Linked DNA regions of Mus musculus: region 1 is linked to region 2. The links are chromatin loops, found by intact Hi-C in ENCODE. Cell type or tissue: left cerebral cortex. All regions are shown on one strand. Links, peaks and the distances in the headings refer to the core of each region. The heading gives the core; the rest is flanking DNA. Region 1 has its middle 23 kb from the start of Gm31601. Region 2 overlaps Gm31656 (a long non-coding RNA gene).

Region 1 (15,650 bases), core at 5,480-7,979, 140 kb after region 2:
TCCTGTGCCCTCTTCTTGACTGTGTTTTCAAGAACCTTGTTAGGTTTAGAAAACGTTTTCAAAGAACCAGTTCTGGGCTTTCATTATTGCTTCCTCTGGGCTTTTTGTTTCTGTACTCATCAGCTTGAATTTGGATAAACTTGTCTGCTTTGCTTCTGGGGTCTGGCCACTCCCTATGCATTGCTTCTAACACCCTCAGAAGCAGGGAGAGCTTCCAAGCCCCTCCCTGCACTGCCTGGGGTGGGGAAGGGAGAACAAACCCCATCTTATTTCTGGTCAGCCTGGTCTCTGATCTTTGGGCTGATGCCATCTCTGATGTCTGATACTCCCATACTGAATTACATCAACATTGAGTTTTAGACATTTTTCCAAATCCTCGGTTTTAAGTTTGAAGCCTACCTCATAATACATGGGTCATCAAGTCTCAGATTGTTTAACCACTCAAGCTCTCTAATGCTTTCTGTTCCTGCCTCATTGAAAAGCTGGGTGGGAACCACTTTCGGATGGGAAACTCCCAAAAGGACAATGATTGACATCTCCCTAAACCAATGACAGCCATTCATGGGAGTGACCGGAGGTCTAATGGGCAGCCATTCCCCTGCCCACCTGGAGGGCAGAACAGAAAGACAAGGAGGACAATGGTGAGTGGGCTCTGCCTCCCTAATTTTCACCAAGACCCCACCCTAGGGTGTTGCGTGACCCCAAGTGCACCACCCAGCTCTTCAGTATTGTCGGCCACCAAGATGCACTTGCTTAGGGGTAAAGGTACATACCCAAAGACCCCTCTCCAGCTGTGCGTGGGGAGGCCTCAGCCACAAGGCAAATGAGAAAGAGGACCTTGAAGTCTTCAAGCTGAGCGTGGCACCTGATGGCTATAATCCCAGTTGAGGCAGAAAGGTTGCCGTGAGTTTCAGACCAGCCATCCACAGACTGAGACCTGTCTCAACACAAATGAGCAAAGGGGAAAGAAAAGAAAGTGGTCCTCACTCTGAGTCTCTGAGCACTGGCAAGGCAGTTTGCTCTGTTGGGATTTCAGTTCCCCAAGCCTCCCAGGCTGTCCCCCACAATGATGGCAGGGACAGAGAGCACTGCTACAGAAGAGATGGACGGCCGACAAAACTGCTTTCTGCCACTGAAGCCTGGACTCAGAGCTGATGAGTTTGTGCCCAAGCCCAGCAGGTTCCAAAGCTTGCCCTGGCTGACGATCTACAAGGCACAGCTGGATACAAGCTTCCTCCTCAGCCCAGGACATCAGCTCAAGAAGGTCCTAAGACATCAGGGCCATGCCCTTTCCGTAACTCATGGGATGTATGCTTGAGTTCCCCACGCTGCAGGAGCAGTCCTACTCTCGCTTGCCCTTCAGCTGCTCCTGTTCACCATGTGGTGATGTAACCCCATACTGCTGCTTAGGTAAGCAGAAGAAAGCGCAAGGACTCATCTGGGGACCGTGGTTTTCAGGTGACGGCACGATTATGGCAGTGCTGTGTTTCCATGTCTGACCTTTGACATTTGGGCAGAAGGGCTTTGTAGGCACCCAGGACCTCCCTTCACCTTCTCAGGGGCACCAACAGCTTCTTGGAGGTGTCCCTTTCGTTGATGTCTTCTATGAGCTCAAGGGCATCCTCAGCTACACAGAGAATTTGACTAGCTTGGGCTACACGAGACCTGTTTGGAAGAAAAAAAAAGAAAAGAAAGGAAGAGGAGGGAGGGAAGGAGGACGAGGGAGAGGTATGGAGGGGTGACAGTAGGTAAGGCAGGGAGGGAGAGAGAGAGATAAAGAGAGGGAGAAACTATTCTCACATTCCACCTTCTTTCAAGATCAAAGAGTCCACAGCTCTCTCTCCTCGCAGGTCCTGGGGACGGATCCTCTACCACTGAGTGACTGTACCACTCCAGGCTCTGCCAGCATTGTCACAGAGACCTCTTTGGTGTTTCTATGTCCTCTCTTCTCAGGAAGACACCAGTCACTGGATGAGGGCCCCACCCTTGCTCTAACCTCATGTCAACTTGATGTCATCGGCAATCATTCTGTTTTCCTGAGTTTGAGGCTGCAGATTTAAGCACATCTTCTGAGCAATTGCAATTGAACCGGCTCTGCTTGGAATCCGCCAGTGAGGGAAGCACGTTGATAAAGATACTTTTTTTTTTTTTTTTTTTTGCAAACTTTAAACTGACAAATGACAATTGTGAATGATGCGTGAGTGTATGGATCTGGTGTTTGGGATGTGCTCATCAAGCTAATTAGCATATGTGTCACCTCCCAGACCTCTCACTTTTGGGTCAGGACATTTGAAAGTCACTCTCCTGGCAACTTTGGAACATAAGATTCAACTGACTCTCTATACCTGCAGGGTCCACACCATGGGGTCAACCCACCCTGGGTAGAAAGTACCTGAGAGGAAACTCACTTCTGCACTGAGCATGTAGACTGCTTCACTGTTTTTTGTTAGTGTGCTTCTAATGGAGGCCACACTAAGTAACACCCAGAGATAGTCTAAATCTATGACAGGAGGATGCCTAGCATTGTTTTGGTTTTTTGTTTTGTTTTGTTTTGGTGGGCTTTTATTTTTGGTTTGGTTTTGGTTTTTGAGACAGAGTTTCTCTATGTAGCCCTGGAATTCCCTCTGTAGACCAGGCCTTCCTTGAACTCACAGAGATGCCCCTGCATCTCCCCTGAGTGCTGAGATTAAAGGCGAGCGCCGCCATTGCCCAGCTTGTGTTTTTTAAGAGGCCTGAGTGCTTACAAATTTTGCCATCTGCAGAGTCCTGGAACTCTTCCCCGTAGACACCAAGGGACTAAGTACATTACTGAACTATAGTCACCAGGTTGGCCTCCAAGGGTGACAGCGTGAGGACACAGACAAATGTCACGCTGGGGAAGCCACACTGGTCTCAGTGTTTCTACCCATGAAAATGCTGGGATGAGGTTGGGGCTCTTCCCTGCTCTGAGGGTTGGTTGCTCCTCTGCAGAAGGAAAGTTGGGGACAGGGTGAAATAATGTAGGCGAGCAGCCTGCACAGTGCTGGGACATTTATGCCACAGGCATCGCTTGGGGCCCGGCGCTCAGGGCAGCTTGCCAAGTGCATTTGTCAAGGAAAAGGAGGCTCAGCTACTCAGAGGCTCGTGATGACCCAGAAGCATGCTAAGGCCCTGCCAACAATGAAGGGACAGGGAAGGGAGCCAAGGCCAACAGCCTGGCTGAGCAGAGCAGCCCTGAGAGACGCTACTGTGGCTAGAGGTCCCCAGAAGGAAGCCTCAGTCTCCCTTCCAGCAGCCCTGGAGAGTCTGGGGATAAATACAGCAGGGAGCAGTGTGGCTGCACAGAGTCAAGCAAGCAGGTTCCAACTGGTCTCAGCGACTTTGTTTCTCCCCACCTCCCAGTGGGGTGAAGGTTCAGACCAGACGAGCTGCACTTACCAGGTGTTATGGAAGGGATTGTGACCCCCCCCTTTACCACTCATATCAGGGCCCCAATTCCAGCATCAGTTGGTCCCCACTCTGCTGGGTCCCCTCTGCTCTTTTACTGGCTTCTTTCCACATGCATGCCTCAGGTCACAGGCTTCAACAGAACCCATAGTATGACTAGAGACAGAACAAACAAACAAACAAAAAGTAATACATAGTTGAGCCTCCTTTGACTAGAAGTGGAAGATGCAAGCTTGGAAATCAAATCAAAGCGTTACCATCAATGAAACAACAGTGACTGTGGTCTGCATTGCCACAGAGCCTCAGGCCGAGGAGCAGAGCAGAGAGAGACACATGCTTGAGTGGGCCTGGTGGAGGCCACCAGCCTGTACAAACTGAGGTGTCACCTCCAGGTTAATGTCCGAGTGACAGATTGGAGGCAGTTTGGCTTCTCTGTCTGCCCAGGTGGGAGGCAGAGACAAAAGTGCAGCATCTGCAGATGTTGAACGATGCTGCAGAGTTCTGGCTTGGCCCTGGGGCTGGCTGTGGCAAGCCTGACTGTGTGGAAGACTGGGTCAGGTTCCCAGGAGGTTGCTCTAAGTCATGGTCCTGGTTCTGTCTGAATGACAAGTTTCTGTCTCTCAGCCCAGCTCCCAACCTGGCTTCTCTTTCAGGGTGTGTACCTAGGTGGTGGGGGAGTACAACGGAATGAGAAAGTGACTGTGAGTTTCCCAAGGAAGTAAGGTCTAGAGAGCGTCCTCAGAAGTACTGTGTGGACCCAACCCTCTGGGAAGACAGGTTGCATGCACGCAGTTCTGGGACTTCCAGTCCTGGGTCTCCAGCCTTAGGGAATCAACAGCAGAGGTGATTTCTGGAATGACTCACAACTCCTCCTCTTTCCCTAGGTCTCTGCTCACAAAGGGGTCTGTTTCTCATTTGAAGGGAACTGGCTAAGGGAGTGTTTCCCCAGCAGCAGAATACAGGTTAGAACAAAGAAAGAACAGAAGGATGGATGTGTGCAGAACGAAGGGTAGAGTACAGCATAGAAGGATGATATGGGAGAGCAAATGCTTTGGAGAGAGGGCAGAAGCTTCTGAGGGGCATGAAGCTGGGATGCAGGTGCCCCGAGGAGGCACAGAGAGCCAGGACTGCCCCCACATACATTGGGAAGGATCCACATATCTAAGCGGAGGAATGGGTCAGGTCAGAAGGGCAAATGTGGGCCTATGGGCTACTTGACAGAGATGGAGCTGACAGACAACAAGACCTGAAGGCAGCAGGGTCAGGGCGGAGAAGGAACCAGAGGGGCTCTGTGAACTAGGATGGCAGAGATAGGGAGAAAAGGAAGGTTGGGGTCAAAGATGGAAGGTTATAGAGGAGTAATTGGGGTAGCTGACAGAAGTGTCATTCTGTCGCTCTAACAGATATCATGACCAAAAGCACTTGTGGGAGGAAAGGCTTTATTTAGCTTACACTTCCAGGTCACAGTAATCACTAAGGGCAGTCAGGGCAGGAGCTCACTCACAGTCAGGGAAGTGTGGCAGGAACACTGGAGAACACTGCTGCTGGCTGTTCCCAGATGCATGCTTAGGTAGCTTCCTTCTACAACCAGAGACCACCAGCCCAGAGACTGGTGACACCCACGGTGGTCTGGGGCATTCTACACCTATTAACCATCTGTTTAATTGTAAAGATAATCCCATACACATGCCCACAAGCCAATCTAATCTAGACAATTCCTCAATCCAGGCTTTTCTCTCAGATGACCCTTTAGGGGTTGAGTGACCCTTTCACAGGGGTCACCTAAGGCCATCAGAAAACACAGACATTTACATTATGATCCATAACAGTAGCAAAATTACAGTTTTGAAAATAATGTTATTGTTGGGGGTAACCACAACAAGAACTGTGTTAAAGGGTCACAATGTTAGGAAGGTTGACAGCCACTGCTCTAGACTGTGATAAGCTAACAAAGCTAACGATGACAAAGGGGTCCAACAAGAGGGACAGCACCCCTAAGCCTAGAAGGCAGAAAGAAATGGAAAGTCTACAGATGTGGGGTGAAAGTGGAGGGTGGTCCAGCAGGAGCTCAGACAGCTCGGGAAGGACAGAGCAGCCTTTGAGGAAGACAGAGAGTAATGAGGCAGGCAGGGAGAAGAGATGGTACAAGGTTCTCCCCGCTACACACTCTGGTTGGAGGGGGCGGGGAGAGAGAGAGAGAGAGAGCGCAAATGGACAGAGGGGCAGGGACAGGGCTTGGGAACTGCTAAGGACCATGGTGTCAGGCAGTTTGATAGGAGAATTTCTCTATTTGTTCCAAAAGGAGCAGAGAGAGCTGACCAGAGCTAATGAGCAAAAACCCAGCAGCATACAGGGAAAGCTAAATGCCCTTGGAAATGGAGCAAGAGCTGGTTGAGGCTGGCTAATGGAAGTGCCCCAAATATACACTCTGGGAGTCTTCTCTCTCTATCTCTCTCTCTCTCTCTCTCTCTCTCTCACACACACACACACACACACACACACACCCCTGGTATGTGTGTACATGACTATGCATATTTGCAGATGTGTGTCTCTGTGGTCCCACAACACCATCATACATACAGATGGCCACCCACTGTGCACACCTGTGCAGATCCAGGCATGCGCACCTGCTTCTTGCTTCTCAGCACTAACCAATAATGAAAGCAGCGCCCCCCACCCCCACCCCACCCCCACAAAGCTGCCAGAGCCTGAGGCAGGAGGAAAGGTGCCTTGCACTCCAGCAGGAGAGAAAGGAGGTGGCAGGAGGAAGTAAGGGGCAGGGGCATTAAAGACCACGAGCCAAGCAGGAGCCCAGAGACACCACACCCTGAGCAGGATGTAGGCAGGCATCAGCACCTCCAATCCCTCTGGAAGCAGAGTTGGGTGGGGCAGGGGGATTGGGGATAAGAAACTGTGTTCTGTGTGCAGCAGCTGGCAGCCCTGTGTGGGGCCCTGACTCAGGCCTATTCTGAGCTAGCCCCTCATCACCACTTGGGAATTCGTGACGCACTGCCCTCCTAAGGGTGCCAGCATGAACTTACTTGGTAGTTCAAGTGAATTCAGCATGTTTTGATTTGTCTTTTTGTTTTGGGTCTTTTGTTTTGTTTTGTTTTGTTTTGTTTTGTTTTGTTTTGTTTAGAACCTTTTAAGAATCTTTGAAAAACATTCCAGGATGCCCAGGACAAAATCCCAAACCAAAATTCACCTTGGATTCCCCACCAGTAAGATGAAGGGTGGATGATTTTGACTCAAAAATTGCCTTCCATGTTCCCTGCTAGAAGGAAGAAAAGTGAATGTATTCTCACTAACATGTGAGGGAGTTCATTATCAGAAACATGAGTGTTCAGTGTTTTATGGAAACCAGAGTCAGTGAGATCTGAGTGGGCAGTGGAAGAGGGCTTAAGACAGGCAGCCAACAACAAAGGCTGGAACACCCCAGCTCCCCACAGCAGGCATCTCAGGGCTGAGCATGAGAGTGGACAGGCTCTGCCTGGCCCATTGCCTTCTGACTGTGTGTGGCCTCCCTCTTGGGACCTTGCTCCTCTTGAAATGGTACCAGAAGAGAGTAGTAGCATTCTCATAGTGGTGATGAGGAGACCAGCTGGGAACACCACAGGTTCTTGGGACTCAAAAATAGGGTAATGTACACTATATGTACATTCTATTGGTCATGTGTGTTAGAGCTCTCTTAGGAGATGACTCTGAAAGCCGATTTGCTTCCCTGTCTCCTTTCAGACCAAAGTATGCTGTCTCCATGTCCCCCAGGTCCTTTTCTGAGGATAGGCTGTCTCCCTGACTCTGTGACAGGCAAGGCGGAGAATAGAGAGTTAAAACATTGTCCTTAGAGTACTCACTTCTGAATGGATGTCTTCCTCCATCCCTCATCTCAGGCTTAGGAACCTATGCAGAAGAGGAGGCAGGGACCCAAAGGAATCAAAATCTTCCAGATACAACAGGGCTGACACACATAGGAGCTCACAAGAAACTGTGTTCAAGCCAGACAGTGTCCAATCCCTGACGGGAGGAAGTAGCCATGAAGCTATGTGCAGTTAGTACCTGTTTACTCCAACAGAGCATCACTGGACTTTTGATTAAGGGACGTGAGGAGTTGGGGGGTAGAGGAATATGGTCAAGATATATTGTATGCAAAAGATAAACATTTCCATTGTCACCATTGTTTGTCCTGCAGTATAAAATGTCTTTGATGGAAACAGGAGGCTGGAAGTGTATCATGAAGAGAAAAAGAATCAGGGTCCCCAGTTACTGCCTCAATGTCCCCAGTTAGTCTCGACCCCATGTTTCAAGCTCCCGATTTGATGGTTTGGCCTTGGTTTGCTCTCTTGGTCAGGCTGCACCATCACCTGACAGATGCCGTCATCTCCTGACTTGAAGGTGTTTCTCTTTACCCGGTGCTTCCGTCTGTCAGCTGGTTGCTATTTGTTCTTTAACTTTTGGTTGCTATCTGCTCGGTAAACTCACTTATTCAGAACTCAGAAGTGTGGCGATCTGAGATCCCAGAGGGCGTCGGTCCTTAGCTTCGAGCTGGGCACTCAGTCACTTGTCAACTGTCCCCATCATGCAAGTGTATTGGAGGGGAGGCACACTCCCCCACAGCTCACATCTGCCAAGTTTATTTGTATAAAAAGAGTGCTGGTTTTATGACACACTTTGAGTATCCACGGTCGATCTGTTTTAATAAAACAGTAAGTGCCTCAGGAGCCTTCTAACACACGAGGCTGCAGAAAGCCTCTGCTTCGCACAGGCTCACCTGCTCTGCTCCCCCGCTTCTGGCTTTTCCGTTCTCCGTGATAGGGTTGACAGATATTCAGTGGCTCAAACTTCTTCCCTTGTTTTGCACTGAGCCAGGACACGGAAAACTAAACATAAAGCCAAGGGCTCAGCCATTGCGTGCCATTCCCATGAACATTGGATTAAGGCCTGCCCTGGAGTTAGGGACGACCTCCCTCCCCACCCCCACCCCCGCCCCAGGTTGTGCTGCCTGGGCCTCATACTGCCTGTCTAGCCAACAATGCCAGCCCAGAGCACCATCCTGTCATCCTGCCTGGTAAGAACTAGTCACATGGCAAAAATCAGTCCCAAGAGGCTGGAGAGGCTTCGCGTGGGCTTCTCTATGTCCTCAGGTTGATGTTAGCTTGAGGAAGGTAAGGGTTCAACCTTATTTACATTGTCACTCCTCTGAACCTGGAGCAGGACCCTGAGTGGTTCCCATGAGTGTGGCAATATGAACTGATGGATTCCAGGAAGTGGAGAAGGGGGCATTGTAGAGAGTAGAGCCAGCTGTGAGTTTATCAGGCTTTGAGATGCTCTGAACCTCACAGCTACAGGCAAGAGTGTTTGCACCTGCAGCCGCAGCAGGTCCCACGGCAGCCACGGAAGCCACAGAAGCCACTACCTCAAGTCAAACGGGAAGTTCTCGACAGCATGAAATAACCATCACTTCCATTTACAAAGCTAGAGCTGTGCAGAGGCCCAAGGCAAACACGTGCCTGGCTTGGACTCCAGCTTCTAATCCCATTTACGGAAGCACTGGAGCCCAAAGGTTTTGTCGGGAGCCCTGGTCTCCTGGGAACCAAAAGAAACCATGCCATAAGAGGAATTTCTGAGGGACAGGAAAATGTCAGGCGCTGGCACTTCCCCAGCTCTGTCTTCAAAAACCCCAAGGGTGGAGCAAGCACCCAGCGCCAGCGATGAAGACAATTAAAGGACTCGGGAGGAAAATGCCACAAGCAACACAAGTGGGAGCCACTAGCTCTCACATCTCCATGTTGGGAAGCCACCTGCCTCCGTGGGCCCTAAACATAATGTCCTTAAGGAAGGAGCCTTCGTACAACCATAATGTACAGCTGCGCAGTTTCTCAAATCGTGTGCCTCATCACACAACTTTTGGGGACTCAAGCAGGGAGCAGACCCCTTTGGGAATGAAAGTGAGGGTGATTAGATGTTATACTGGCTATTTTTCATATCGACTTGACACAGCTAGAGTCATCTGGGAAGAGAGAACCTCAGTTGAGAAGAGTCTCCATCCAATTGACCTATGGGCAAGTCTATGAGGTATTTTCTTGATTGATGGTTGGTGTAAGCTCACTCTGGGCAGTACCACTGCTGGGCAGGTGGTCCTGGAACGCATAAGAAAGCAAGCTGAGTAAGCCAGTAAGCATCACTCTACTGTGGTTTCTGCTTTGGTTCCTGCCTCCAGGTTCCTGCCATGAGTTCCTATCCTAACTTCCCTTAGTGATAGACTACTGTACATTGTAAGCAAAACAAACTCTTTGGTTTTGGTCTTGGTGTTTATCACATCAATAGAAACCTAAACAAGACAGATAGAGAGAAGTTGGAAGGAAGGAAAAGCCACAAGCCAGATGGAGAGAAAATGAAGACATCAAAGGGGGCGTTTGTGAGGCAGAGGAAAATGTCATCCACAGCTCTTCTCCTTGAGAAGAAACCAAAAATGGCAAACCTCTCCACACCTCGACTTAAGGGAGACAGCGACTCAAAACAGCAGAGAGAAGAGGACACACAGAGGTCAGCATGGCCTCTTCATGCCAGAGCTCATGGAGAAGACAGAGATCTCAAGACAACAGAAGAAGAATGAGCAGAAGGGACTGGGGAAAAAAGACAAAGCCAGAAGAGCTCTGTCCTCGTGTGTGTGTGTGTGTGTGTGTGTGTGTGTGTGTGTGTGTGTGTGTGTAAAGTTGTATCAAAATGTCATTTGTGTAGGTGTTGTGTATAGCTGTCTTCATACTATCTCATAGAGGTAAATAGTGGGTACAGAGTCCAACTACAAAGCCTGAAACACTTATCATGTGAAGTTTCAAGTCCCTGGATACAGGCAGCCATCAATGTGTCTGCCATACAATAGCAGGAGTAGGTCATTGAATGAAGTCCCCAGTGGCATATCTCCTTACAGACACTTCAATGGAGTGAGTCAAGCCCTGATAAAAACTCTATTAAAGCTCATGGATTTTTAAGCATGGCACTTGGCCACCTTGGTTTGTTCTCTACTGATGAAAACCTGGAAGAAGAAGGGACTCCCAACTCACCAAACCACCAGCAGGTCATGTACTTGCATGAATCAGAGAGCAAGTGTCTCCATATGTCTTATGTCTTGGGGACCTCCATTGTACTGCCCTATTCCCAACCCTGCTGGCACTCTAGTACTAGACTCTGTGGTGTGTTTATATAGTAAGGAATGATGAAGTATCATCAGCTGGACAGACATAAATGAATGCATGGAAGGGTGATAAGAAAGAAAGAATGGAGTTAAGAAAAAAGATCAGATAAAATTGAGTAGATGAATGAATGAATGATTAAGTGGTCAATTAGATGGATGAATGGATGGATGGATGGATGGATAGATGGATGGGTGGATAGATGAATGGGTGGGTGGATGGATGATTAGATAACTGGATGAAGGACTAGACAGAGAACAGATGGATAGATGGATAGATGGACAGACGGATGGATGATTAGATAGCTGAATGAATGACTGAATGGACAGAAGGATGGAAGGACATATAGATGGATAGATAATATAGATGATTGAATAACTGGATGCTATTTATCAATTGCATGAAAGGATGGATGGATGGGTGTGTGATATAGATAGGTGAATGACTGAATACATAGATGAATGAGTAGATAGCTAGATAAATAATGGACAGTTGAGTGACTAGATAGGTAGATGGGTGGATAGAATATTAGATTTATGGATGAATGACATGATGAGCAACGAGGTGGATGGATGGGTGGACAAATGGACAGACAGACAGACGGACGGATGGATGGATAGATGACATGAAAGATGGAAAACAGCTGGGACTCCCTGTAGGAATGGATAAATAGCTCAGCAGTTAAGAACATTTGCTGCTTTTATAGACGACCTTGGTTCAGTTCCCAGCATCCATGCAGTCAGTGCCTCACAACTGTCTGTAACTCCAGTTCTGGGGCATCCAACACCTCTGATCCCTGGATCCAGCCTCTGAGGAACACTTGTGGTATACATACATGCATGAGAGCAAATTCTCATACACATAAAATTGTTCTAAGAGAGAGAGAGAACTGGGCTGGAGAGATGGCTCAGCAGTTAAGAGCACTGACTGCTCTTCTAAAGGTCCTGAGTTCAAATCCCAGCAACCACATGGTGGTTCACAACCATCCGTAATGAGATCTGATGCCCTCTTCTGGTGTGTCTGAAGACAACCACAGTGTACTTACATATGACAATAAATAAATCAAGAGCGAGGGAGAGAGAGAGAGAGAGAGAGAGAGAGAGAGAGAGAGAGAGAGAGAGAGAGAGAGAGAGAACCATTTGGTACACAGACTTAACTAAGCACTCGTTCTCAGGGTCAAGCCAGCCTAGCAATGGCTCTTGTTACAGTTTGGATATTAGATGTCCTCTGTGCATTGAAGGCTTGGTCCCCAGCCCATGTCCCTATCAGAAGATGGTAAAACATTTAAGAAGAGAAGACTATGCACAGAAGCTAGGTGACTGGAAGACATGCCATGGATGGGCTATGGAAAACAGGCCTCTTCCTCCTTCTCTGCTTCTAGCTGAAATGGAATAACTTGCTCTCACAGTGTGCAAAGCCCCAAAATGTGGAGGCCCAAAGCCATAATCCAACTAACCGTGGACTGAAGCTAAAACTGCTAAGACCAAGATGGAGAGTCTTTCCTCCTTAGAAGATCATCTCAGGTATCTTGTCCCAGTGATGGATGCTGACACAGACCAGCCTTATGTTTGGAGCCCTACATGTCTCTCTTGCTTCATTCCACCCCACCCCACCACACCCCCGACAAAAAGAGGAGGCCTTGCCTACAAAAATAAACCAGAGAGTCCAGGGAGATGGCTCAGCAAGCGAACTGCTTATTGCACAAGCAAGAAGGATCTGAGCTTGGATCCCCAGCAACCGAAGCTAAGGGTGGCAGCTCCCATCCATAACCCCAGCACTGGGGGTGGAGACAGGTGGGTGGGGGGTGGAGACAGGTGGGTGGCCAGCCCATCTAGTGGAAACAACAAGTTCCGGGTCAAGAGGCAGGTTCAACGAGAGACCCTGACTCAAAAAGTAGAAGTAATAATAAGGTAGAGAGCTATAGAAGACACACGATGTCAACACTTAGTCTCCATGTCACATGAGCATGAGAGAGGGGGGAGGGGGAGGGGGAAGGAGAGGGGGAGGGGGAGAGGGAGAGGGAGGAGATCTAGCCCTGGCCTTTATCCTGTGCCCTGCAGAAGCTGAAGAGAAGGTCCTGGCTGGTGGATGTTGCATGTTTTAGCAGACTCTTTCCTCTTGCCAGCATGGTATTCAGTAAACAACACAAACACAGCACATCTCAAATCAAATATTATAAAGAAGGACCCATTGGGGAGGGATAGTCACAGTGGCAAAGGCTGACCTTGCCCTCCTCTCCTTCCCCTGCCTCAAATACTTAGGGCTAGGGCTGAGTCATGACGCTTAGAGGGTGGCTAGACAGAGGCTATGACAGATGACTGAAGGCCCTCAGGCATTCTTCCTGTCAGCTGGTCCCAGACATACCCACGGGCTATGCCACCTGCCTGACAGTCCCTGAGCAGGGGAAGGGCCACCCTAGTTTACTCCCATCCCCTTGCAGGCTCCAGCAAGGAGACTCTGGGCTCCAAGTTGCTGAGCTGAGTCTGAGGTTTCACCACCACTCAGAATTGTAATCCCTCAGGTGACCAGGGCCCAGGAAGTTGAGGCAGTTCATGGCCCTGGAGACCACCACATCAGAGCCACCAGCAAGGGTAGGCTTGCCTTGGAACCCACCCCTAAACCGTAGCCCATATGGTGTGCAGAGCCCCAGGACCGATAAGGCAGGTTACGGCCTTTGTCCCCGTCTGGCTGATGGGGTATATTTCATCTAAGTGTCTGGGAGCACCCAGCTCTCTCCGAGATTTGAGAACCCTCCCAGGCTGTGCTGTGACCGGGCCAGGTGTTTCTTTACTGGCCATGTCCGTTCTGCCTCAACCACACTGGTTACTGCTTCGATCGATGGTCTCATCCTCCCCGATCAGTGTGACCAGCAGCTGGCTGGTCCTCCACTCAGCCTGCATGGAACCCTGAGGCGCTCCAGCATCTCCAGAGAGGTCAGCAGCACTGGGTCTCAGCATGAAGTTAAGAATCTCTCTCTTTGGGTCATGTACTGGAAGTGATGGAAGAAAGGCCCACAGCTGGTCCAAGAGGGAACTCTCCAAGGGAGAGTGTGAGCTCAAGGTCAGGCTGGGGCCTCTGTGTGCAGAGGGAAGCTGAGGCTCAAACAAGGTCATAAGGCTGGTTCCAGTGTCCTGATGTGAAGGTCCTACTTGGGGCCACAGAGAGGAGGATGTTGTTAGGAGGATGCTAGATAGCAGACCACATTCAGATGGTTCATCACTGTTCCCAGGCAAGTGGCCTCTCCTAGAGTGATTATGGGCCTCCCTCCTCATGTCTTGTAGAACATAGCACATAGACAAGACAAAAGGAGTCAGGTTGAAATATGTGGAGAGGGCTATGCTACCAATTACTCAGAAGCCGGCCTCCATTCTCCCAGGAGTATGAAGGGCTGTCTGGGCCATTCCCTGACAGAACCAGTCACTAGAACCAGTGCCCACCTCACCACCCATGCTATACTTAGACAAGCCACTGTCTTCAGGAATGCTCCTCTTAGAAGGCATCTCCCTGGGACCCTATCTTTTCTACCAGCTGCAAGAATATGGCTTTCAAAGCTGTGTGGGCAGCACAGTGAAGGCCTCCTCACACTGGGGGCCTCAGTGCACACAAATCCTCCTCTAGTGGTGGGGGCAGAAGTCCACGATGGAAGTGTAAGGCTGTGCCCACGATGGCTTCAAGTGACAGTCCTTCCTGACTCTTCCAGAAGCTGCGAGCATCCTTGACTTATGGTCGAACTGCTTCCTGTGGACATATTTGCGTGCCAGCCCTCCTCCCTCGGCATATTTTCTGGTCCCCTTCCCATATCTAGAGTCATGCTTCTCCTAAGGAGTAAGTGTGACACAGGTGCTATGAGACCTTCTCCAACTGATCACACTCACAGGCTCAGCGCTAGAACATGGTAACCTTTGGAGGCCAGCAGTCGGGCTCACCCCTCCCCCCACCCACGCACACCTGAGCACAGTGGGGGCTGCAATCTTCTCCATTCCCTTTTCTTTCTGATGGAGTTGGTGTCACATGCCCACGATCTAAGAATGTCCTTCACACTTCTTGCAGCAGTGCAGACCAGCCAGTGCTAGCGCAGACTGTCCCCAGCCCGTGCCTCTATGCCTCAGACAATGACCGAGGCAAACTATTTAACAGATGCCTGCTCTGTGAAGGATCCTCTCTAGGAATGCCTTACTACACTCTGGACAGGTCAGCACAGGTCTGTGACTGCCCCACTTCACAAGCAGGAAACTGAGGCTGAAGGAGGTAGCTCACAGATGCCACCTGGTGGGGAATAGGTTTCAAACCCCAGCCAGCCAGTCTGCTCCTCTTGGGGCCATCCTATTGTCAGCTCTTAGCAGAGCTCCCTTCACAAGGACAGAGGACAGTGCCTGCAAGAGGAAAATAGCACTGTTCCCATATAGCTCTTGCCCCTGGTGAGTGCTCACAGGATCCCACTCATCTGGAATTGACCGTGGTGGGCAGCCTGGCCCCTGGCTGCCAGGGCCTGGCTGCCTCCAGAGCCCTAGACTCTGGAGAAAAGGCAGGAAGGTGGCGCGCTCCTGAGGGCTCCCAAGCCAGCAGAACTAAGTCCCAGCCAGCCCTCAGCCACTGCTGCCCTGCCTCCAAGACAGACCAGCCCTCTTATGCTGGGCTTTGAGGTTCAGTATCCACTTCATCCAGGAGCCAGTCATCGGTTTCCACGCTGGCTTCACTTGGGAAACTGGTCAGCTCAAAGACAAAGTGACGGATGAGTTCTAGTTAAATGTCTGAGCAGAATGAATGTGCCTTGTGGTATTAACCTTTGATTTTGTCAGTTTCAGGAGAAAGATGAAGAAATTGGAAACAGTGTTCATTCGAACAGGTCCTGGTGCTGTGGCCTGTATCCCAGGATGACAGCCGCAGAGCCAGGGAAAGCTTCATAGCAGAGCCTGAGCCTTTGCTAGCCTTGTCCGGGGTCTGCCACTTGTCAGTGAGCAGATGAGAAAACTAAGGGACAAGCAGACAAGGCCAGTCACAGGGCCAGAATCCAAAAGCCTAGCCCGAGCTGAA
Region 2 (15,650 bases), core at 8,639-11,138:
TCTGACCTCCACATGTGTGCCATGACATGTGTTTCTGCACATGCAGATTAAATGTAAAAGGTGGAATCCAATAGAGGAAGAAGCCCAACCTCTGGCATCCATACATGTTTGCAATGGCAAACATGCCTGCACACATATATGCACACCCAGGCCTTCTCCACATACATATGCCTGAGCCCCGAAGAAGAAAAAGGGGTAGCAGGACAGGCCACGGGCCTGAGGGGGGTTCTCCCCCTAGTGTCTCCCTCCTTAGGCTAAGTGGCCGCTCCCTCCAAGAATTCTTTAAGGCTTTTGCAGCACCTCACCTTGGGCCCCAAAGGTGATGGCCACAGAAATACTTTGGAGCAAGACTGTGTCCTTAGGATGGTGGGGACAGTCTTATGGTTTGAGGCACTGTGTTTTGTACTTAGAAAGCCTACAGCTGTGTAGCAAGTGTAAGTGGTGGCCTGTAGCAGCAGGAAGGCTAGGCACAGGCTGGGGTCCCTCTGGCCTCCTGTTCCCAGCGAGGCTGCTTCAAGCCTTGGCCTGCCCTGCTTCCACTGTGCCCTAATTGGGCTGATGGTAGTCAGACCCCACCCTCATTCATGGGGCATTGGAGGCAGGTCATTTCTCTTACTGGGCTACTTGCAGAGCTCAGGGGCCTAAGCAGCCTGGTATTTAATTAAAGGAAGACTGATGCTACCATTTCAAAGCCAGCAACTGATCCCCACAGCCTGCCATCAGATGGCTTCACTGCGCATGCACGGTCCAGGCTGGGCGGAGCCTGCTGTGAGCTGTGAGCAAAGTACTCTAGAGGACAGAGGGCAGCTAGAGCAGGGATGGCTCTGGCAAGAACCCTATTTGGATATATCTTCCAACACGGAGCAGTCAAGCCCAAGACCGTAACACAGTGGTGCACTAAGGCCCTGGAAGACAGGTCTTTGTAGGGTCCCACATGGCACCAGGCAAAGATATACCTAGACTTAGGCATCGACCCCTCCCTGCTCTCTGCCTCACTGTGAGTCCTCACTCTACCTGACCAGCTTCAGGAGCCTCATCCCAAATAACACCTCACGGGTCCCACCTGCCAGGTAGGGACAGACGAGGGTGCTGGCTTCTGCAAGCATTTACCTGCATTTGCTAACTGTTAAGTATGGCCCTTCTGCACACTGTGTTTTGGGGAGGGCTTATGAAGACTTCTGCAAACAAGGGTGCTGCTTGAGTCCCTTTGTGCTGGAGAGCTATGGGCCTCCCTAAAGGGCCTGTCTATCTATCTATCTATCTATCTATGCAATCTATCATCTGATACCTATTCTCTCTCTCTCTCTCTCTCTCTCTCTCTCTCTCTCTCTCTCTCTCCCCCAACCCTCTCTCTCCCCATCATCTATCTATAAAATCCATTGTCAAGCCCAGTGTGATGGTGTATGCCTTTAATCTCAGCACTCAGGAGACAGAAGCAGGTGAATCTCAGTGAGTTCGAGGCCAGCCTATTCTACAAAGTGTGTTCCAGGACAGCCACAGCTGTTACACAGAGAAACCTTGTCTCAGAAAACTAAACTAAATTAAAAAGCCATTGTCTACATACATACCTATCAACCTGACCATTAGCCATCACCTATCTATCTAATGTCTATCACCTACTTACTGTAGACAGGCAGAAAAAAAGAGTCTTTTGCCATCATGATCTTGAGAGGTTCTGTGCCTGCCTTATCTTGAAAGGGGACACCACACATAGATTGTTCTCTACATGTGTAGATGGAGACTCCGAGGGCATATCACTATGGGAGCCAGGAGCGATTATTATCTGAAACTAGAATAAACTATTCGGACTCAGTCTTACTTAGTCACAGGGAACTCTGACTATCCAGACTCAGAGCCTCAGTCACCCCCTCCCATCTTAGAAGCTGGCCTGGGCACAGAGACTGGACGCAGACACATCATCCTCGTGGCTGCAAGGTGGCTTCCATGAAAGGTGTGTTAGAGCAGGTGAGACCAGGCTAGGTGGAAAAAGCAGGTGACACCAGGCTAGGTGGAAAGAGGGAAAGTCTTTTCCTGCCCCCTTTAGGGAGCAAGAAACTCTTTTCAGGGTCCTTCCTGCTTGCTCAGGAGAGCATTTTGTAGGCTTTGCTCCCAAAGCCTTGCCAGCAAGAGGGAAGGGACTTGGGGCACAGGAGTCCTGGGCTCCTGAATGAAGGTCCTTGCCTGTGCTGGGATCCCCTGACACTGGCAGAGATCTGGATTCAGACCTAGCAATAGCTCTGCAGTCCAGATACAGGGGTGGGATGTGGGGGCAGGGAAAGCCCCGAGGCCAGTCAGTCTGGTTGTTGAAAGGAAATGTTCTTACAGGCACATTTCCAGCAGCCACTGGCAGTTTAATATCCAGCGCCCAGGCAAGGGGCCTTGGCTGGTGCAGGCTGCAAAGAGCAGGCAGCACCCACAGCAGAGAGGAAATGAAATGCCCGCCTTGCTCCCGAACAATGCCACTGATCAGTTCCCAGATCAGGCTGAGTTCCGTGAGGGCCACGGTTAGGCAAGGCCAGCAGGTGCACATGAGGCCTGGGGACGGGAGAAAGGTGGCTGCAGGCTGTAGTGCTAGACCTCCTAACGGCCTGCGGGGCTTCAGTTTCACCCTCTGTGGAATAGAAATGATCATGGAAGGGAGGGCTTGTATCTGCTGTGTGCATGCACGGCTGAGTGTGACCATGTGATACGTATTGAAGTACAGGGTCCGAGGCACTTGGCCTTTGCTGTCACTTGTTGCTCCAGGCCTGGGGCTGTCTGCAGCCCTTATCGAGGTTGACCCCATGCCACCCATCTTGCTTTGATCCCAAGGATTTCTGAACCCCAGATGCCCCATCTTTCCATTCTCCAAACCCTCTGTGGAATCTCTAGTATTTACTGCTCATTTCCAGCAACATTCCAAGGACCCACTATCTTGCCCTGATGGAAACTTCTTGTCCCAAGACACAGCTCTTCAAATGGAGCCCCTGCCTCCCCAGCTGGTGTGTGATATCTTCCATATCCTTCTCCTGGGGTCTCCTCAGGGCTGTGTCAACCTCCAGACTTCCCACCTCCATGCTCTTCCACCTAACTGCAGACCCCAGATGCTGAGTTCTGACCCTGTTATGATTTGTATATGCTTGACCCAGGGAGGGGCACTATTAGAAGGTGTGGCTCTGTTAAACTAGGTGTGACCTTGTTGGAGTAGGTGTGTCTCTGTGGGTGTGGGCTTTAAGACCCTCATTCTTGCTGCCTAGAAGTCAGTATTCTGCTAGTGGCCTTCAGATAAAGATGTAGAACTCTCAGCTCCTCCTGCACCCTGCCTGCCTGGATGCTGCCATGCTCCTGCCTTGATGATAACAGACTGAACCTCTGAGCCTGAAAGCCAGCCCCAATTGAAGGTTTTCCTTATAAGATTTGCCTTGGTCATGGTGTCTGTTCACAGCAGTAAAACCCTATCTAAGACAGACCCAGTGTGCATGGCAGAAGCCTGGTTGCAAATCTCCCTCCCCTGCTTCTTTTTCTCATTTTTTCCAGACTCTTCTACCATTGCTTGCTTTTACCAGAGTGCATGGACCTCTGTGCTTTATTTTAAGCATACACATGCCCATCATCTCAGAAGCTTCCATGGAGTTATCTGTCTGTCCAGATGTGTCCTCTGCCTTTCCTGGGCCCTGTATCTTGATGGTGTCCTGAGTTCTGCTAGCTGCTGCTTTGGCTAATGTTTGGTGCAGGCTCAGTGCTAAAGTTGTGTGCTGAGCATGCTTCAGGCCCCTGGCTCCATCCTGAGCACCACAGATAAGCCTGAATGCCAAAGAAACACTCTCAGTGTCTTCTCCAGCCCTCTGTGTCTTCCCCAGCCTGTGAGGGCCAGGAGTCCTCTCTGCAGTTCCTCCATAACCGCTGCACACTCCCAACCCTAACACCCTCAGTCTCTATGATATAAAGTGCTGTGCCCCAAACCCCGTCCTCGGTCACTCATCCTCCCACCCACAGGCTTGGCGTTCAGATTCTGCTTGGTTTTATTTCTTTAATTTATTTTTCATCAATTTAAATCGTATTCATTTGTGTCTGTGGGTGGGTATATGCACCTGAGTGTTGGTTGGCATTCATGGAAGCCAAAAGAGGACATGGGCTCCCCTGGAGCTACAGTTACTGTGATGTGAATGTAGGTTCTGGGGATTAAATCAGGAGCAAGTGCTTGCTCTTAAAGGCTGAGCCACCTCTCCGGCCCTCCTTTTAGCCTTGTGCTTCTTGGCAGGTGCTTCTCTCCCTCCCGCCAGACCTCTCATCTGAGGGTGAGCTCTGGGCTTTGTGTTCAAGGGAACGGCCATTCCTCTCAACAGCTCCAACATGGAAATCCCTGCAGCTCAGGGATCCCTCTGTACAAAGGCCTAACAGACTGAAGGTGAAGGTCACTTTCATTCCCTGGAAGCTTAAAAAAAAAGTTCCGGAGCCTCCCTTTTCTTTTGTAGACAAAGGTTGTCCTTAATCCCAGGGCTGCTGGGCACAGCTAAACCCATCCATACCTTCCTTCTACCTGGTTTGGGAGGTGGTCTGCATTATGCTCTGTCCAGTAAGCAAACGAGAACAAGCTCTCTGCAGAATTAGTCTGTGCACCAAGTACTCAGTGCTGGGAATCGGGGAAGTGTTATCATCGCTCTAGCCTGCAACATGGAAGCCTGAAGGTTGGAAACAGGGCTCTCTAACTGCACTGTCCATTACACAGCCTGGAAGAGCAAAGCTGTACTCTGCCTTCCTCCAAACAGTAGGCATAGACAGAACTCCAGACCTGGCTCCCACGTCCAGCCTCCATGCTCAGATCCCCTGCCAGGTCCCCATCTCTAGCACCTGAAGCTGAGGAAAGAGGTCTAAGGCTACACAGAAGGCCTGCTCAGCTGGGCCACAGCTCTGCCAGCAATTCCCAAGGGCCACACAGCCCTTTAGCAGGTCAGATGTCCCAATGGGAGTCCCTTCAGCTGAGGGACTGCTGCTTAGCAAGCAGATGTCAAGGCTAGCTAGGCCATTATCTTGTAGCCACGATATGACATTTGCTGTAGTCATTCTGCCAGGCTAGGCCAAAATTTTCCTTAAGTGAATGAGAGACCAAGGGACAACACACACTCCCTCTGACCCTGGCCCTCCTGCTTGCAGCTGGAGCTATTTAGGCCTCTTTGTCCAGTATGAAAACGGCCTACAGCAGAGTTACAAGGTGGAAGGTACAGGGTGCAGGCCCAGGGGCAGAGACACAGCATACAGGATGCCAAAGCCATATTTCAATGTCCACAGAGCAGCTTCTATGTTACAAGACTCAGAGAGCACAGTGTGGTACGCGGTGCACAGTTCCGGGCTGAGACTGTCATAGGTGTGAGGGGCAGAGTGCATAGTGCAAGAGTATAGGGGTGCACACAGTGTGGGGTGGGGGGTGCAGTGTGTACAGTGTGGGGTGTAGGGTACTGTGGGAATGGCTTGCGGTGCAGGGTGCAGTGGGTGTGCGGTGCAGCGTGCACAGTACAGGGGTGCAGGAAACACAGTGTGGGGTGCAGGGTGCAAAGGCTCATTGCTGACAGCCCCATATCCCTCCCACCCTCCACCCCCATTCTCTTTCTCAGTGACAGAGCCTGGCAGTCCCCCCTCTCCACCCGCCCGCCCTGAGCTGGTAGCTGTGCACTTAGGGGAGTGACATCACCTCTCTGAACTCCGTTTCTTGCCTAAAAGCAGTGATTACAGAGTCTGGCTCTCAGGCTGTCAGATTGCCTGTGGTTGTAATTAGGTATTGATTCAGTAATTTGGGGAATTAATTCATTAAATCTGTGCAGTCTCAATGTAGCCAAACTAGGGGTTGGGGGGAGGCCTCCTCATGCTGCCTTGGTTCATGTGACAGTGCAGGGTGGACAGGACGCCGAGCATCATACTACGGGACCCACGTCCTGTAAGCTTCAAGGGCTCCACTTGTCCTGGGTCCCTGAGTAACAACAATCAGTCTGGGCTCTGCTCTAGCCCCTCACCCCCAGTGCCTTCCACAGTGTCCCCATCTGTCTCCTTGAGGGCCTGGGCTTCCTTCCTCTCAGCCTCTACTCTGACCAGCTACCCAGAAGCCCTCATGGTCTTCTCCTGAGCCTGCTGTGAGTACAGCTTCTCATGTATTTGTGGAGCTCCTTCCACACCACACAGGGAGCTCAGCTGAGCCCGGTAAGCAAGAACCTCTGAGCTTTTGAAGATGGCCTGGACAAGGTCATGGAATGGGAGAGGGAAAATGACCTTGTGTCTGCAACATTAGCCACACCGCCCCCATGAGAGCCTAGGCAGTTGGTTAGGGTGTGCAGCACAGGGGTGGGACACTCATTGGTGAGCAAGGGTCCTTCTGATGCCTTCTCAGCATACCCATTCAGAACCTAGTAGAAGAAGAGAAGGGGAAACAGCAGAGCTGCATAGACACAGCTCAGGTCCTTTGGTGCCTCAGTTTCCCCCTTTTGAGGTCTCCAAGCCCCTCATGTCCTGCTTCCCAGTGGCTTCTCACCTCTCAACTGCCCAGAAGAGTCTCTCACAGTGCAGCCCACCTCTGTCTGAACACCAGTAAGCTCCTGGCCACAGCCTGCAGTTGGCATGATCTACACACTTTGCCAGTTTAAAAGTCCTCTCTGTTTCACAGAAAGCAGGTGGATATTGTAGTTAGGAGAAGGGGGTGGGTCGTCAGGAGGAAAGCACATAGCAGCATGTCTTGGGGACTGGAGACGGAGAAGGGAGGGGCCTTAGGATGTGCCTAGATTTTCTACTTAGTCTCATGGGGTGAGATGAACCAGAATTCTTTTGGTTCATTTCTCTCTATGGAGTCCCCACAAATGTAACTCAACTATGCATTGTAAGGCAGACCAATACATTAGTGAAGAATTTTTCATCATGTGTCCTTTCATGTGTTTTATTCAGCAGGAAATCCTTTCACTTGTGTTGGCTTCAGCTAAACACTCCTTCCCATGTCTGCCCCAGCAAAACACCATCCAACCCAACTGGCTTTCCAGAGAACCCTTAATTCTCTACTTCAGGGAGACATAGTTAGTTCCTTTATCTGGGGACATATTGGATGACTGAGATATGGGGCTCTCAATTGGGGTGTCAGGAAAGAGCTGGTTGGAAAATGTCTGGCTGGAGACATGAATCAGCACAGAGAGCCCGCCAGAAAGGGCACGGAGGCAGGGCTGCCTGGATTGGAAGCCAGCATAGCAGAAATGAAGCATCCTAGCAGGACCTGGTCAAGCACTATGCAGGGAAACATGGGGTTTGGAGACCAACACTTAGCACAGATCTGATGCCTTTTGGAGATATTCTACTCTCATGTCTGACCTGGTCCTGAGAAGGAGAGCTGTGATTGCGGCCACCTCCCTTCTCTGGATGCAGGTGCCTTTCCGTAAAACCTCTTCCCTTCTTCTACCACATCCCTGTCCACTGTGGTGAGGATGAGCAGTTGTTGTCCGGTGACACTTGCTACTTCTCTGTGCCCTGCTCCACTGACCAGTGGGTGTAGCTAGCTAGTCAGCAGCCCTGGCCCACCAATGCCATGGGGGCTTGTCACCAGGCCTCTGAGTACAAGGGAACATGCATGCATGGGAGGAGCCCTGCCACAGGCAACTTATAACTCCCGTGGTAGAGACAGCCTAGCCAGAAATCAGGCCAAGATTCTAAAGACAAGAAAGCCCAGAGTTCAGTCATGACTCAGGGTGTTCATTTGCTGCTCTGGTCTCAAAGGTTACATGGGCACTTTCAACATGTCACAGTCTATGGGTGTGAACTCAAATCAGCCCCATTCATTCTATGCATCTGATCTTCCCTTGACTTTGTCTACTCTCAGGGAAGAGTCTCATATGCTCCCAGGGCCTCAGTTTCCCCATCTACAAAAGGAGGTAGGGCCAGCCATTTGCTGAGGGTCCTCTGCTTTGCCACAGGGAGCAGGTGTGGGTGAGAAACAGCTGGGATGGGCTTCTCCTCCCACCCAGTGGAAGCCCAGACCTCCTGTAATTATCTCTGATTAAGATGCAAAAGCTGGGGTGCAGCCTGGCCAGGGCCTGCCTCCCTGGATCTGCAGGGAGCTACTCCAAGGGAACTGCTTCGCCCCAGCTTCCGACTGTGCACATGCTTCTATTTTGGTTCCTGGTTTTTTTTTTTCTTTCTCTCTTTCATTAACTCAGCTCTGAGCCAGAAGCACAGCTCTAAACGAGTTGCATGGCTGTTTCTTAGCAATAAGGGCCAGGCTCTGAAAGTGAGGTGGGCAGGCTAGAGATGGGTTCTGGATCTGCGGACCCTGGAGAGAAGAGCCACGCTGGGTGACCACAACTCCCTCTCCTGCCCGCAGAGGCAGTGATTCCAGCTGTGAGAGTGGAGGCTGCGTCTCCGCAGGGCAGGAGTGAGCCTGGCCCAAAGCCTTCCATCACTTGGCTCTCCTCCTAGAGTCAGGGATACTGTGGCCAGGTGCCTGACTCAAAGACAGTGCACTCTTGGTTGCTGTTTGGGGAATACGCAAAATCATGAGAAAGAAAAGAAAGATCATGTATGACCTTTCTATCTCTGGGACTGCCTTTGTGATGTCTAGCATACATGTCTGACTCTACACACACTCAAGCCCAGAAGAGATCCACGTGCATGTGACATGGGATCGGTGGGCAGGAGGTACATATGTGGTTTATAGCAGAGACCCCGTGTTGAATGTCACCACATGGCCCTTGACAGCCGCTGAGCCTCACTGTCCTGGTTGTTGCTGGTGGAAGACAGGTGTTTTGGATGTTTTGACTTTGAATCTAATTTTTAATGGCTGAGATACCTCTCTAGTCTGAAGAAAGCCATTCCTACCAAGAAGCAGGAGCTCTGTCCCTCTGTCAACTCTGCTAGACAGAATAATGAGGTTACCCTTCAAGGATTATATTGTGTCAAGTTCAGCTGGTGGAGGGCAGGCATAGCCCATTCAGGAAAAAGCAAGAGCCACAGGAGTGAGGACTCAGGCTGGTCCAGCCATGTCATGCTTACCATCAGGTGGCTTGAAGGGCCACAGTCAAAACCTAGTGGCTGTTGTTCCTGAGCTGGGCTGGCCTATTTCATACCCCTCCCTGGTGAAGTTTCCTTCCCTGCAGGGTTCTGTGTCTTCCAACTGCCTCTACAGTCTAAGCATCCCACACAGGGCTCAGGGCTGAGGCGCCAGCTAGTTCGTCATCACTATCCTAGACAGAGCCCAGCTCCTTGTTGTCTCAAATTCTCAGAACAATGGAGGAACCAAGGACTAAACAATGGACAGCCACCCTCTGCTTGTTACCCACTGGCCAGTGGCCCACCATCACCACAGCTGCCTCTGCTCATTTCCAAAGTCAGTCTCTTTGTAACTACGTCAGCTGTGTCCCTAAGCACAGGACACACTGCTACCCACTGCCTTGCTTGAGAAATTTAATTCAGTCCTCAGATGACGCCTACACCTAAAAAAATGTACACTGGTGCTTTGCTGGTGAGATGGTCTCAGTGGCTGCGCTGCTTCGAATTTGCTGGTGGGAGCTGGAGCCCAGGACTGCCTGGGGTGGGAGGTGAAGACACGCTGGGGAGATTAAGGATATCTCCTGGGGCAGTTAGAGGCCAGGTAGGAAAAGAGAGATGTCCCCCCCCCCACCCCTCCCTGAACCCCTGTTGACAAGGCCTGGCTGTTGCAGAACCAGGAAGAGGGTCTGTATTGGGGCACCAGATGGCTGACTCCCCTTGGACTCTGCTTCCATTTTGGTTCTCAGACTTGCAGGTCCGTGTCAGTGCTGCCCAACCTGTGGTGTTGCAGCCCAAGCTGATTAATGATCTAATATTAGTTCTGATTCTACTTCTCCAATTGTCCTAAATTATATCCGTACCTGTTCTCTAATGAAGGCTTTAATTGAGAATTGTGCATTGTACGTAGCTGTCACTTCTGCTCCTCCCGCTCCTCCTCCTGTTCCTCCTCCTGTTCCTCCTCCTGTTCCTCCTCCTGCTCCTCCTCCCACTCCTCCTCTTCTCCCTCTTCTCTCCATTCTCTCGCTTCCTACCTTCCACCTCCTCCTCTTTCTTCTTTGACTCAGTTTCATGTGGTTCTGACTGTCCTTGAACTTACTCTGTAGCAGAGGTTTTCCTTGAATTTCTGATCTTCCTGTCTCCACTTCCCAAGTGCTGGAATTGGTTTATATGGTGCTTGTGATCAAACCCAAGGCCTCATGCACGCTGTCAGACACTCTACCCATTGAGGTACACCCTAGCCTCTTTTGTCTTCGCTCATGAGAACAGTCTCTGGCACTTGCATGTCTATGGCACTTGCATGTCTGTACGTATATTTGGACAGCCTGGTGACTCTGCCTCTTCCCCTAGCCAACCAGTGGAGCTGCAGGAGAGGTACAGCCTGGAGCCAAAAAGGCAGCAGCTCTTAAGCTTCACAACCTTTGTCTCTAGGCTGCACAGGGCAACTCTACTGCTGCTGCCCTGCTCGCAGCAGCCCAGGGTCAAACCACAGATGGAGAGAGGAGTCCAGACGACTTCTGAACCCATCCCTCCAGTCACTGGGTGCACTTGGGCTGGAGGCTAATTGATTCAGGCTTGTGACACAGAATCCCTAGCTGCTTGATTGAAAGACTCCTCTCTCTATCACACCCCCGTTTTGATAGAGGAGGGAGTTTGTATGATGGTCCATTTTAGAAGCAATGAACTGAACTCCAGAGAGAAGAGTGTTTGTTCAAGGTCACTGACAGATGTTAGGTGCTGCCTCTGATGGAGTAGCTTAAAGGAACCAGGGCAAATGAGTTCCTGGCACAGGAAAGGATGAAGACCGTAGAGGAATGGCCTCAGGAGCAGCCCCTGCCAGATGCCTGGGCCCATGCCAGGGAGAGTACCAGGAAGCTAAGCCCACCTTAGGGGGGGTGCCCGTCTTAGGTGGGCCAGGAGATGAGAGCAAAGGGAACCTGACAGCAATATCACCTAAGAAACCATACAGAAAAATCTACTCCAAAACACTGAAGGGGGGCTGGAGAGGCGAGGTAGCTCAGTGGTTAGGAGCACCAGGTAGACACTGATCAAGAACAAGCAAAGGTTGGTGGATATTATGTAACATCACACACAATACACACACACACACACACACACACACACACACACACACACACAGAGATGGCGCCTAATATCAGAGAAGAGAAAATTCCAACCACAGGGGGGAATACTAATGGTGGCAAAATGGGAAAACCATATCTGCAGCCAGTTACAGTATTTCTAAAGATGCAGGCAGGAACCATGGAGCCCTAAGCCCTGCAGCAGTCTACAAAGTCCTAAATAAATAGATAAGAAGCCACAGCTGCCCTAAACAAGTACACACCAAACCACAAAGACCTAAACACACATACACACCAGAACACTGGGCCTTAAACACAAGGGCAGGCAGCCACAGAGCCTTCAACATACACACAGCAGGCTACAGAGCCCTAAACCTGAAGACAACAAGCTCAGAATAGCATCATGTGGTGACTATGTGGCAGCTTGCTCAGGGTCCCCATGTATCCCACTGATGCGTGCTAACACAGAGGTAGTCCCCTGTGCGTTCTTTCATTTCAGACTGAGATGAACGACTGTCACAAGGCAAATGCTATCTGAGAAGTCACAAAGCATATCTGCAACCAATTTCGGGTGATTTATCACTCCCGAGTTGTTTCTGCTGACTTCGTCTTCAGTCATTCCCAAGTGATTTTCTGATAATGATTAAATTGGCATAATAAACGTATTATATGAAAAAGGAAGAAAAAGAAAGACACAAAGATTCTTTTGCCAAAAAGTGTTTGTTTCCCAGTGCTGGCTTAAGACCCAGGAGACTACAGCAGCCTGTGATGGGCACCTGTTTGTCTAGACAGGAAGGCACATTCACACCCACAGCTCCTGCAGAAGCCCTGCAGAGCAGTAGAGGCAGGATAGGGGACATGGAATGTAGCTGGAGGGGCTGGCAAGATGGCTCAGTGGGCAAAGACACTTGCTGTTAAGCCTGCTGACCTGAGTTGAGTCCCCAGACCTACGTGGTGGGATAGAAAGAATTGACTCCTGCAAATTGTCCTCTGACCTAGGCATGCAGCTCTAAGGACTTCATAGCCATCACCCATGTGACTCTGGGCTCCTGGGGCTCAGCAAACCTCTGGCCTGCTCTTCTGAACCTGGTTATGGTCTGGGATTCACAGAGCCCGGCTGACTAGGGAGAAGTGATGCCAAGTCAGACCCTTGCATCTTAGAGGCCACTGTCCTCAATCTGAGTCAGCCAGGAAGGTGTGGGGGCTGGGGACATGACCTGGAAAGTCACATCTACACAACCTTTGAGACAGGCTGCTCGTCAAGGGCCACAGCACCAGGCAGGACAAGTGGCCCCGAGGTATGTGAAGCAATTTATAAAGGCCATGGAGATCAGACCCTTCTAGGCCACTATTTGTTTATCCCCTCACCGGCTCCCTGGGGCTGGCTCCATGACACAACAGCAGTCAGGAGGCGATGACTTCCTGTGAATCTTTAAGGAAAGACAAGTGTCCTCTGTCCATGTGCCTGAGGCTAGCTGAGATTATTCTCTCTGCTTTTGTCAACCGTGGACTCAGAGCCACATGCAGCCAGTGTCCAGTTCCTCACCATGTCACTCACCTGACCAGGCACAGTCTGGAGCCAGAGAAACAACAGCTTGCAAAATGTAATTGCTGTCAAAAAAAAATCCAGTGATGAAGATAGGCATGATAATGCGTGCCCGTGGGAAAGCTGCTAAATAAGACCAAAGTCTACCATCGGCTGGAGAGCCTTCTAGGGCTCGGTGCTGTATGGAGAACTCCATTCATTGGCAGGACTTCTTCTCTGACCTTTTCTGGGGAATTTAAAAAGAAAAAAAGAAAGAAAGAAAAGAAAGAAAAACTCCACATCTCTACCTGTACAATATCATGTAACCTAGGTTCAACTTCCTGTCTCCTGATAAGGACCTGTTCAGCCAGCACCTGAGATTCCTGAAATGCTTCCCCATGCAAATGAGGCATTTCAGTACCCTAAGCCTTCAGCCAATGAACTTCCCTTCCTGGGTATTCCTTCCCTTAAGAGGTATATAACCCTAGTTCACCCCAAATAAAGTGTATGTATATGTTCGCATCCACAACCAAATAAAACAGTATGAACAAGCCAGGATAGTCTCAGAGAGCTGCTTCATTAAAGGTTGCCACAGGGAGGGCCTTTGCCTAAAAAAGCCACACCTAAGCTTACCTCTCTTCTCCAGCCCCTCTGGTACTCAGCACTCCCTCCCAATCAGACCAGACCCTGCTCATCCTGGACTCTATCTTTCCGCTTTCCACCCATGCCCTGAGAGGAAAGGTGGATCTTCTCCCTCTGTTATAACAGTGGTACCCAGAGAGGAGACCAGAAACCACAGCATTCATCCCAGATCCTGCTGTTCCCCCTTCTGGTCTGGGGTGTAGTGGTGTCTGATGCCTGGTGGGAAACTCGAGCTATGGACTCCCCATTCCGGACTTTGCTGTGCCTCCTCCAGGCACGCCCTGATAGAGAGGCAGACCACCAGAGACAGAGAGGTATGACAAATGCCTGTTATCAAGCTGGGCGAGGTGTCGCATGCCTTTAATCCCAGCACTCAGGAGGCAGAGGCAGGCAGATTTCTTGAGTTCGAGGCCAGCCTGGTCTACAAAGTGAGTTCCAAGACAGCCAGAGCTATACAGAGAAACCCTGTCTTGAAAAACAAAAAACAAAAAACAACAACAATAAAAGACAAAAGCCTGCCATCCCAGAACTCAGAAGGGTGAGGCAGGAGCATGGGCTGTAGACCGTCCTGCAATACAGAGTGAGTTTCTATGTTTTAAAAAAAATAGACAAAAAAAACAATAGACATAATAACTAGAGCCCTAAACTGTCCAGTGATCTGCTCCCTTCCTCTTCTCTGATGTGTGATTGGCTCCTTTTGTGCCTCTCCTGGGCTCTGCTCAGTTCATGGAACTTGCTGTCCCATGAGATTCTACACTGTCCCACTCTCTGCCCTTTCCAGACTCAACGCCCATTCCTGTAACTTTAATTTTTTTTTAATCTTATTTCTAATGATGGTTCTTAAATTTTTTTTTTTGAGACAGGGTTTCTCTGTGTAGTCCTGGCTGTCCTGGAACTCACTTTGTAGACTAGGCTAGCCTGGAACTCAGAAATCCACCTGCCTCTGCTTCCCAAGTGCTGGGATTAAAGGCGTGCACCACCACCGCCCGGCTTAAATGTTTTAACCTTTCTTGTAACCCACCATCCACCTGAGGTAGTGGAAAAGAAAGAATACGGGGACTTGTTTAGAAAGGTTCTTTGGAGCAACTCCCATCTGTGTTATCTGGAAATCTGCAATTCAGCTCACAGGTTAGCAGGCAGCAGCAGCCCAATCCACTTGCAAACACCTCATGGATACACCAGCAGTCCAGGTCAGTAGAGTTCAGTTAGCAACAGCAGTGACAAGACCTAGCAGAGACAGCCAGGCCTCAGCCTCACCTCAGTCAGTAGGAGGGACCAGCAGGAACACCAGGAGAAGTTCTCAGCCGTGCTCAGGGAAGCGAAGATCAGCAAGGACAGGAGGCCCACAGCACTGCACAGCTAGCTCTATAATCAAGCCTAGCTCAGACTCCATCATTGTCTGTCAAGTCCTATTTAGTCCCTCCAAACATCACGTGTTCTCCGTGTGCCTTGCCTCAGCATGTGCATCCAATCAGCCCGAGTCCGAGGAAGAGGCAAGAAGCTGCATCACACCACCACAAGTTTTTTGGTGTGTTTCTCTCTATGGTGTCCTGACAAATGCAGCTCAACTACGCAATGTAAGGTAGACCAATACATGTGTGTCGTTAGCAAAGAATCCTTCATCACCTGTCCTTTCACGTGCTTGCTTTAGCAGAACATCCTCTCTCCTGTGTCTGCTTCAGCAAAGCATTCCTTCATGAGTCTGCCTTAGCCTTTCACACCTGTGTCCACTGTAAGGAAACATTCCTTCGTGTGTTTGCCCCAGCAAAACACCATCCAACCGACTTTCCTAAGAACCCTTAAGTTTCCACTTTACATTTCCATTGACTTCTGGACCACCCTGCTTAGCTTGGAACCTTTCTAGTCCTCTGAGCTGCTCCTTCAGTGACAGGCCTTGGATTACCAACCCCATCCCAATCCCCAACTTTTATAGTTTTCCCTACATGGTTCATAGGTCTGGGCCTTAATTCTTACCAGTGTTCAACCACATTCCTATTTGAGAAGGTCATGGGGGGCACAGTCTATGTGGGCCCTCAGAGCTGGCTTCCATGGAGTTCAAGATTCTATTATCAACAGCCAGACTACTCTCTAGTCTGGAAAGACATGTTTCTTTTTACTTTCTAGAAGGTTCGACCCAGCCTTGCAGACACATGTCAAGACCCATGTGCTGGAGTCCACATCCTGCCTGAGGGTGAGTTACATTACAAGTGTTCCTCTTCTACCCAAGCTAATTATCCCCCCAGCTGCTCTGCTCTACCAGTGGCCACAATCTTGTGGTTATACAGCCTTTTAGCTGTCATTGTTCCTTGTTTCTTCCTGCCCCCTGCCCCCTGTGACCACTCTGCTCTTCTCTCAATAGTTTAAAATGATAGATACAGGTCATTATTTCCCCTTTGTTTTTGAAAGATAAAATG

Evidence for each region. Peaks named below come from ENCODE experiments on the same cell type or tissue, not always from the same donor. Only the 100,000 strongest peaks of a DNase experiment are listed, where the experiment ranks them.
Region 1: it touches region 2 in a loop (1.9-fold over the local background); 24 of 42 quality-filtered maps call a loop at or near these places.

What each region holds. Positions count from the first base shown.
Region 1 is chr5:35,176,760-35,192,409 of GRCm38, reverse strand. No RefSeq gene overlaps it. Among named protein-coding and RNA genes, the nearest start is that of Gm31601, 23 kb to the right of the region's middle. In left cerebral cortex, for the core only: no CTCF peak of the experiment used is centred there; a DNase peak (open chromatin) is centred at 6,842.
Region 2 is chr5:35,324,628-35,340,277 of GRCm38, reverse strand. The region is part of intron 3 of Gm31656 (a long non-coding RNA gene); the gene reads right to left. Among named protein-coding and RNA genes, the nearest start is that of Gm31656, 18 kb to the right of the region's middle. In left cerebral cortex, for the core only: no CTCF peak of the experiment used is centred there; DNase peaks (open chromatin) are centred at 9,286 and 9,982; H3K27ac peaks cover 1,176 bases.